Regions from separate parts of the Homo sapiens genome. Here region 2 is linked to region 1. Evidence: chromatin loops called from intact Hi-C (ENCODE). Cell type or tissue: gastrocnemius medialis. All regions are shown on one strand. Links, peaks and the distances in the headings refer to the core of each region. The heading gives the core; the rest is flanking DNA.

Region 1 (4,377 bases), core at 146-2,645:
ATCTTAGTGTCATAAGTTAATTCTAATATACCTGGGTGGCCTTTAATCTAGTTCCATTTTTCAAAGTTTTTGGCTTTTGGATAAGACCTTTTCCTGCATTGACATAGCCTCTCCCTAATTTTATCTGTTTTTGGACTTGGGATTTGGAGGTGGAAGGATGTGAGAGAGGGAGGAAGGAATATAAGGTGTCTTTCATAAGCCTTCCTTTCTCAGGATCCAAAGATTTTTAAAAAGAAAAAAAGCAGGTTTTGTTTTTTTTTAATGCAGTGAACTATTTTTTCCTCTGAAAAGTGAAATCTTTATTGGCTTAATTTTATATCCTAATCATTTACTCACATTTATTTTGTGCTTACTATATGTTTGGTTCTATATTGATCACTAGGTTAGGTTTCTCATACTGGGTGCTTAGTCTTCCAAATTATTTGTAGGTGCTTCACAGTTTTGATCGCAAACTAGTAAATAAGGCATCCTCTGGTTGGAGAAACAGCACTGGATTTTACCAGTGGGACCTCTGGCAAGTTGGCCACTTTGTGGGAATTTCCAGACCTGAAACTGCATCTGCATAGAAGGAAGTTGAGGTAGATGAATCTCTATGGCCTTCCTTTCTCTCCTGGTTGGTTTTCCAGGACCCTTCCTCACCTTTTCCACTGTCCATGTCTTGGGTTTTCCTGTATTTCTTAGTTACGTTGCTGTTTTCAGTACCCTCTGTGCCCTCTTCTCTATCTGTGGGTTGCTTTAAGTGACATTCAGACAGCCAGAGGTCCAGAGGCCATTTGACATAGAGGAATTCCATCCTTCCAAAGATCTCTTCTCATAAGCAGGAGTTTTTTGTTTTTTAAACAAAACAAAATAGTTATCCTGATTGGATCCATGAGGACTAGCTCACTTGGCTGTGCCTCGGGAGAGGTCCAGAATGGCTTTCTTGGACTTGAACGAGCTCAGAAGCATTGGCACTTTCTCGTTTACACTGGCCTTGATTTTGGGTAGAGACTGAGCAGGCCGAAGTCCCCTCTCTGAAGCCATCATGGGATGATGGTAAAAGGCATCTGCAATGTTCCAGCTCTAGCAGGGTCACAACTGCACTGAGATGAACACAAGGGGGCAGCCTTTCCCACAGATTTTCATCAAATCACAGAGAAACAGAGTGCAATTTCAATGTCAGCGCATGCATGAGCCTGTGCTCTGTCCACACCAGTGCCCATGTGTAAAACGTGTAGCCTGTAACTGTTTATAAAGGGCCTTAGGGTTAACGGCATATGAATGCTCAGTAGATTTTGTGCTTTACTGTGCTACAGTTTCGTTAACACAACCCAGGACTTCTCATTGTAGGTTATAGACTATATCCCCCTGCCTAGCCCAGAGTCTTACACATGGCAGGCAGGCAGGTTGGCAGGCAGGGCAGGCAGCAGGTAGGCAGGCAGGCAGGCACTTTTTATTACTGGAGGCTTAGAGATGACTGAATCATTAATATAGAGGAGTTGAAATTGATTTAGCCTGCTGTTTCAACCTGAAGAATGACTTCAAAGCAGGCATTTAAATTTATTTTGGCCCTTTTTTTCATTCTCTTGCCCCTCCTACCCCTCTTCCAACTACTAAAGGCATTGTTTCAACTGTATATATTTTCTCTATTTTTGTTTTCTCTTCATCTTGGAAATTGAGTTATGACACCTTTGGTTGTTTCTAGTTGGAAAAAAGCATTATTATGAAAATATATGCTGTTTAGTGAGCAATGAAGCAGAATATAAAATATCACTAATATCCTGAACCCCCATGCAATTAGAAGCACATTGTCACTAGTTTTGTTTTATGTTTCCCAGATGACTGTTAATTTAGCAGTTCAGCACATAATTGCATTGATGATCATATTTCTAAGGATTTGAGTCTATTGATTCAAGTGTAGAATTGAAGTAAAAGTTGTTATTCCTTCACTGTTGTATCTGAATTTGTTTTATTATTTGACTCTATAATGACTGGAAGAAATCAGATATGCTTGGAAATCAAAGGTAAATTTTCTGTCCCCTGGGAATAGGGGTGGAAAGGAAAGAGGAACATTTTTTTTAGCTCTAAACAAAATGAGCAATTAGTAGATTTATTGTATAATAGTTGTTTTTCTTCAAAACCACAAGCCTTCAATTTTCTAAAATGACAATAGTAAATTTTCACTTTCTAAACAGTTTACATAATCAGTTTCACTATATTTGCATATATTTTGTTAACTGATACTAACAATGATGCCACAATTTTTTTTTTTTTTTTTTAAGTTGGAGTTTTGCTCTGTCGCCCAAGCTGGAGTGCAATGGTGCAATCTCGGCTCACTGCAATCTCTGACTCCTGGGTTGAAACGATTCTCCTGCCTCAGCCTTCTGAGTAGCTGGGATTATAGGCACCCACCACCATGCCCGGCTAATTTTTGTATTTTTAGTAGAGACAGGGTTTCACTATGTTGGCCAGGCTGGTCTCGAACTCCTGACCTCGTGATCCGCCCGCCTTGGCCTCCCAAAGTGCTGGGATTACAGGCGAGAGCCACCGCTCCCGGCCGAAGCCACAATTATTAATGCACTTGAAAGATATATCAAATTAGATTTAACCAACGTTTATTTAGTACCAACTGCATGCCAGGTGTTCACTGAGTCAGTTTTGTTTGTTTTCTTACTTAAGCCTTGAAACAAACTTTAGTGGTAAATTTCTCTTCATTTTGCATATTAAAAAACTGAAAGGATTTTGACTTGCTCAGCAAATTACACTATCCCAGCCATTGCTTATTAGCTATAATTTTATTTTCTGTGTAGTTGTATAGCTGAGATTATTTGAAACACTGTTACTGATTCTTCTCACTTACTATGATTATTAAAAATGAAAATATGCTCTAATGATTTTTGATACTCTGCATATAGAACCCTTGAGTTTCATAGGTTCTGTAGGCCCTTTCTCCTATAAATAATCTGAGACTCACAGAGAGGCTGGGTCTCCTCCAAGCTTGGGCAGCTGATAGTTTGAGAGTTGATCTAGAACCCGGGTCTTTCCCTTTGTAAGGGGCAAAACCACTGGAAAGGACAGGCAGAGAAATAGCTGGGCTCCTCAAAAGGAAGAGAGAAGCTGACAGTGAGGATTCGTCAGTTCTGCTCAGTTTGGAAAGAGACCCTTCACTGTCTGCTTCTTCTGACCTCCCTATGCTTCAGTTCTCAGCACTCCTGAATATACCACGATTTTCATGCCTCTGTGTCTCGGTACACGCTGTCTCTTCTCCTCAAGTGTTCTTTCTCCCTTCATTGCCAGCTAAATGTCACCGCCTCTTGGAAGCCTTCCCCAACTGCGTCAGACAGATACATCTGGCTCTTTCCTTTCTTTGAGTTCCTGTACTTCTTTTAATAGATCTCCCTTAGAACATTGATTCCTTTACATTGTTTGTGTTTTCAGTTAGTGTCTCGGAGCTCCTGGGGCAAGGGTCCTCATTCTTTAGGCATATCTCTGATGTTGAGCCTGGGTGCACTTTACTAGGATGCATGTTCAAGTGTGGGTGGGAATGAATAAATGAATGACTGTGTGCTCCCCTCCCAGGTGCTGCTTCTGAGCACAGAAATGGAATAGAAGTTTGAGCAGGAGGAAAATGGAGTCTGTGGAAGTTCTAGGAGATATTCTTACAGTTACTCATTAGTTTGTTGGCGTTTAGCTTCTAGGTTACATATGGGAAACTTGAGGGACAGCAAATCACAAAGAGAGACTGGAGGTCCAGCTTATTAGGAAACTTGAGTTTCTAGGATGTGGCCACCAGCTTGTGTACATCTTCGTTGATTCTCATGTTCACTGTGTTCCCCAAGAATTAATTTCTCCCAAGGGCCTACATCAGTTTAGAGTAGGCAACGAGGTTGGGTGTGTGTTTTTCATTAGTAGATATATTAATCTGCCCAGACATGAGATACACTAGCACGGTTTACAGCCTGAAAACACAGCTCTAAGAGTTTGTGGGTAACAGAACATTAGTCTTACTTAGGTCTTTCTAAATATCTTCACTCCTCAGAGTAACTTTGAGTGTTTTCTGGATTTGAGTTTGGCTCATTAAAGTCTGATTTCTACATAATTCAGATACATCCAGAGTTTTTTGGATAATACATTTGAAAAATTTCCCCTTATGAGGTTAGACAAGTTTATAACCGAAACCAAGTTCATTAAACCTATGCTAAAATATAAAATTGTCTTTAAGAAAAGCCCAAACAGGTAGAAAGTGACAGTTTATTAGTAAAATTATAACAATAATTTGAATGTATTGATATTGAACGCTACGTGATATAAAAATACATTATTTCCCAAGGTCACAAGTCATTACCAAGTTTAAGTTTATTTTAAAATATAGCAGATCCATAGTTTTGTTCTTTGTAT
Region 2 (4,278 bases), core at 1-2,500, 58 kb after region 1:
TAGCTTACAGGGTAATTTGTGGGAGAGGGATTAAACTTGTCCCATGTGATAAAAACTAGGACTGATGGTCAGAAACTTCAGGGGAACATATTTGGGACTCAAGAATTGTCAGCTGTTACAGTTATCCAAAGATGGAATGGGCTACCCTGGGAGAAAATGAGTTTTAGAGTATACAAGGAGAGCTTAAACAGCTACTTTAGTAGAACTTCTTGACCCTCAAGTTTCCTTTTACCCCACTGTTGTGTGATTCTGTAACTATGAGGTTTCTGGTATGAATGACGGGGGAAATAGTTGGAATGGGGAGAATGGAATTGCCTTTTGAAGTAGATAATATATTCTTAGACATGTTAAATTTGAAAGGAAGTTGGCTTCCACAGCAGAGATGCCCTGGCATCCATTGTAAAGTGGTATTGGAGATCCAAGGAGAGGCCTGGCTTAGAGATGGCCTTAGGAGTCCCAAGCATAAAATTAGTTAATTTAAACCACACAAATTATAAATTAGTTGTCTCGCTGAGTGGAGAGTTTGTTCAAAGAGTATGAAGCCTCAAAGAATACTCATAAGAAGAAGTTCAGGAGATACTGAAATAAAGAGAATGATGGTCAGAAGGCCAGGAGTGTAAGGAGAATAATACTAAGATTGGAGACAGTAGGCAGAGTAGACATTAATCAGTAGCTTCAAATACCACAGAGAAATCACAGAGAATGAAAATTGGGGGAAAAAAGCATTTAGGTTAGGAACATGAAAATTATTGTGAAATTTCAAGGAAGCAGTTTCCTGAAGCAACCAGGAGAGCTAGATGTTAAAGAAAGAGCACATAGTGAAGAAATGAGAAGCTACCTGTTTAAGATGTGAGGAAGCAAGGAAGGAGAGAATGTAGTAGCTAGCTGGGGAAGTAGACAAGAGGAAAGGGGGTGCCTTTCATTACGAATGGAGTGTTAATTTGTTTTTAAGCTAAACCTAAACATGGTGAAGGCTCATCAGAGATTTTAGTTTAGGTTTTTTCCTTGAGGCGTTGTGACACAATAGATTTTCTGCCATTTGTTTCCTATTTCCGTTCCTAATAACCGCCACTAGGGGGAAATCTGAATCAGAGAGAAAAGTTTGGAAGTCAGACATTTTGGCTTTGTGTCGTCAGTTTCTAGTTTAAAAAATAAATAAATAAAGGTAAGTGGGTAGCAGACACTCCAGACTCATCACCTTGGCAGTTAGGAGAGAAGGGTCCAGGACTCAATGGTGGTCAAAGGATACTTTAGCCCTGCTTAGCAGCAGTGTTGTAAATGTTTAAGGATAATATATGCAATAGATCACTTATGTAACTAAAATTATTTTTTAGGCAGCAGGTGAAAGAGAAGGCTTTAAAGAGAGTATCTGCTGGTTACAGCAAGTCCTTCATGATTGTCTGTGATTTTCAATGTATCTCTATTCTTTGCAGGGTCTGTTCTCCTTACTAGTTGAAAGGATACATTGCATACCCAGAGACACTCATACAGAACACCAGTCAGAGGGGAAGATGTTTCCCTCCTGAGTGTGAGGCAGAATTGTGCCTAAAGATGAATTGAAAGAGTCATCCAAGAGAATTTGCTAGTGGAATTCTTGTGCTGTGGCACTAGAAATTGTTACCAGACCTTAAAGATTCCAAACCTATCAGTTTTCAGGGGAATAAAACACTTAATACTCATACCACTTAAATATTACCAGTTTAAGAAAACTATGAACAAATATATATGTGTGTGGTTTTAATTTTTGGTATAAAAATGCCAGTTGCTTGCCTACTAAGCCCAAATAGCCTATGCCATCTTAATTATCATTGCCATGTCAATAAGGTCTCAAAATTATTCAAATATTTTAATATTTATGAAGCCCAGTCACTCATCTCATTGGATTTCAGACCCAAAGATAGCTTATAGGTGAAACTGCATTGAAAGGTCCTTTTACAAATCTTCTTCTCATGCTGTTTTGTGGAGTTTGTCTATGAGCAGTGTAGTTTGGGGTGATTTAACTTTTTGTTATTTTTTGTTTCCAATTTTTCTATAAATCTCATGCTTTTTAAATAAACACTTAAAAAGTGTTCCTTGCTTTTGTAAATCAACATTATTGAGAACAAATTTAATCATTTATGGATTGTTACAGAGTATATGGGTAATCATGTCTTGGTGTGGCTCAAGCCATATGATTGATCCATGATTTTAAAAGATTTATGGTTTTACAGGTCGAGTCTATGCTGTCTTGTCAAAGAGAGAAGGTCGGGTACTTCAAGAAGAAATGAAAGAAGGGACAGACATGTTCATCATCAAGGCTGTGCTGCCTGTTGCTGAAAGCTTTGGTTTTGCTGATGAAATCAGGAAGAGGACAAGTGGCCTGGCCAGCCCACAACTAGTATTCAGCCATTGGGAGGTAAAAATCCAAGTTCCCATTCATTCCTTCCTTCTCATCTATGGATACATTCCCTACAGAGGAGGCCAAGAGTAGCAAACAACACAGATCATGCCATTTGGCCTTCCTATGGCTCAACTCAGTCAAATGGACAGGAGAAAGCAAATGGCTTTTTCATCCAGATTGAATGAGCCTGAGATCATCTGTGGTTTATAATAAACACACACACACACACACACACACACACATACACTCTCTCTCTCTCTCTCTCATTTGTCCTTTTTATTCAATATAAAATTTAAGATGCTGAAAATTTAATCCTTTTTTCATCCAAATATATATTTTAGATTTTTAAAAGAAAATCACAGACCTTTTGAATGTGAAATTTTAAGAATATTTTCTTCTAGGGGAAAAAAAAATATCTCCAGTAATTAGAGGGGAACAGTTACACTTCTTGCAAGGGGTAGCTTTAAATTATTATGTACTGTATATTCTTCAGTCCCCATTATGGAGATTCAAGGTTTCTGTGGCTTTCAGGTGTTGTGGAATGAGAATGGAACGAAATGGCTACTCAGAACCCTTCATTGTCAGTGTAGGTAAAGGTAGGTGAAAAGGCAAACCTTATCTGTAATCAGAAAGGAAAACTTAACAGATCCACATTGCTGAGGGAGGAGAGAAGGAAAGATTGTGAACACATTGTTAAGTTAGAGAAAAAAGAATAACAAGTGGCAAAGATAAGGTCAGACCAGCTGTCCTGAACATATCTGTAAAGGAAAAGTAGACATTAACCAGCTAAGAAGAAGGACACTCAATCAGAAGGTGCCGCATGAGAAAAGGCTGGTAAAAACAAACTGCAGGGCATGTGCAAAAAACAATTTACTTTTCAAGAAAAAGCCTAAGGTCAGGAATCAAATTGTAAACTCAAGGATATAAGTAGAAAGATTGTTTTAAGAAAGCAGTTTTTGTTGTTATTGTTTACAGGGAATTGAAATAACTTCACATTATTCCCTTTTACCATGGAGGCTTGTAAGGTAATGGAAGAACCATTGACTTTGGAGTCAGAGAGTCCTGGTTTCAAATATTCTTCTATTTATTTGGACAAATCATGGACCCTCCCTGAGTTTTCTTCACCCCTAGGTCAAATATCTAACCTAGTTCCTGACATTGTGGCTGACCAGCCCTTGCTGATGCGAAGATTGTTTCCTTGTGGTTCGTTCTCTGAGTCTACACCACATTCATTTTGGCTTGCTCTCAGCGGTGTGGCATTCATTGCACAGGGCTTCACACAGATAATCCATGGTTTTTTTTTCTTAAACTCTATTTCAGCAGAACTCATGATTTAGCTTCAATGCTAAGCTGTTATCTTTCTCACTTTCTTTAGCCTAATGGGTCCATTTTTCCAGAACACTTTAAGAAGAGTTTAAATTTAGAAGAGAATGGAAAATGAGAATAATTGAGGGAGAATTTTCTTTTTAAAATGAAATTTATAATCAAGTGAATCAGTGAAGTAAAGAAGGGTGGCACTTCAGAAAAATTGACTTTGGACAGGGCAAATTTGATTTTAATTCAGCAAGTTCATATCATCTAAATTGATGCAAGTGAAGTTGCTAGCCCAGAGCACACCATTGTGTCTGCTTTTCCTTTAAAAAAAAAAAAAAATCACATTCTTAATGCTTGACAGAACCAAGGTTAATGCTATGATTTAGGTTACGTTTTTTTGGTCAGTACAAACTCTAGGTTTTAACAGTAATTTACTATGAATCTTTTCTTGACTTTTGCATATTTCTCTGAAAACTTAATGGTGTTTTGATGGCTTTGCTGGCTTATATCTGATGCGATATTGCTGAATTTCATTATGTAGAAAACAGTACCCCCCAAACATTTATTTTTTAATTCCTGTGCTT

What was found. Peaks named below come from ENCODE experiments on the same cell type or tissue, not always from the same donor. Only the 100,000 strongest peaks of a DNase experiment are listed, where the experiment ranks them.
Region 2: it touches region 1 in a loop (3-fold over the local background); 9 of 110 quality-filtered maps call a loop at or near these places.

What each region holds. Positions count from the first base shown.
Region 1 is chr15:82,194,913-82,199,289 of GRCh38, reverse strand. All of the region lies in intron 15 of EFL1 (elongation factor like GTPase 1), which reads left to right. Among named protein-coding and RNA genes, the nearest start is that of EFL1, 66 kb to the left of the region's middle. RefSeq lists an enhancer at 971-1,030. In gastrocnemius medialis, for the core only: a CTCF peak has its summit at 1,098 (motif pointing right); a DNase peak (open chromatin) is centred at 1,129; H3K27ac peaks cover 676 bases.
Region 2 is chr15:82,136,775-82,141,052 of GRCh38, reverse strand. EFL1 (elongation factor like GTPase 1) reads left to right here. Exons shown (of 20, transcript NM_024580.6): 19 at 2,211-2,395. Among named protein-coding and RNA genes, the nearest start is that of LINC01583, 50 kb to the right of the region's middle. In gastrocnemius medialis, for the core only: a CTCF peak has its summit at 1,068 (motif pointing right); no DNase peak of the experiment used is centred there.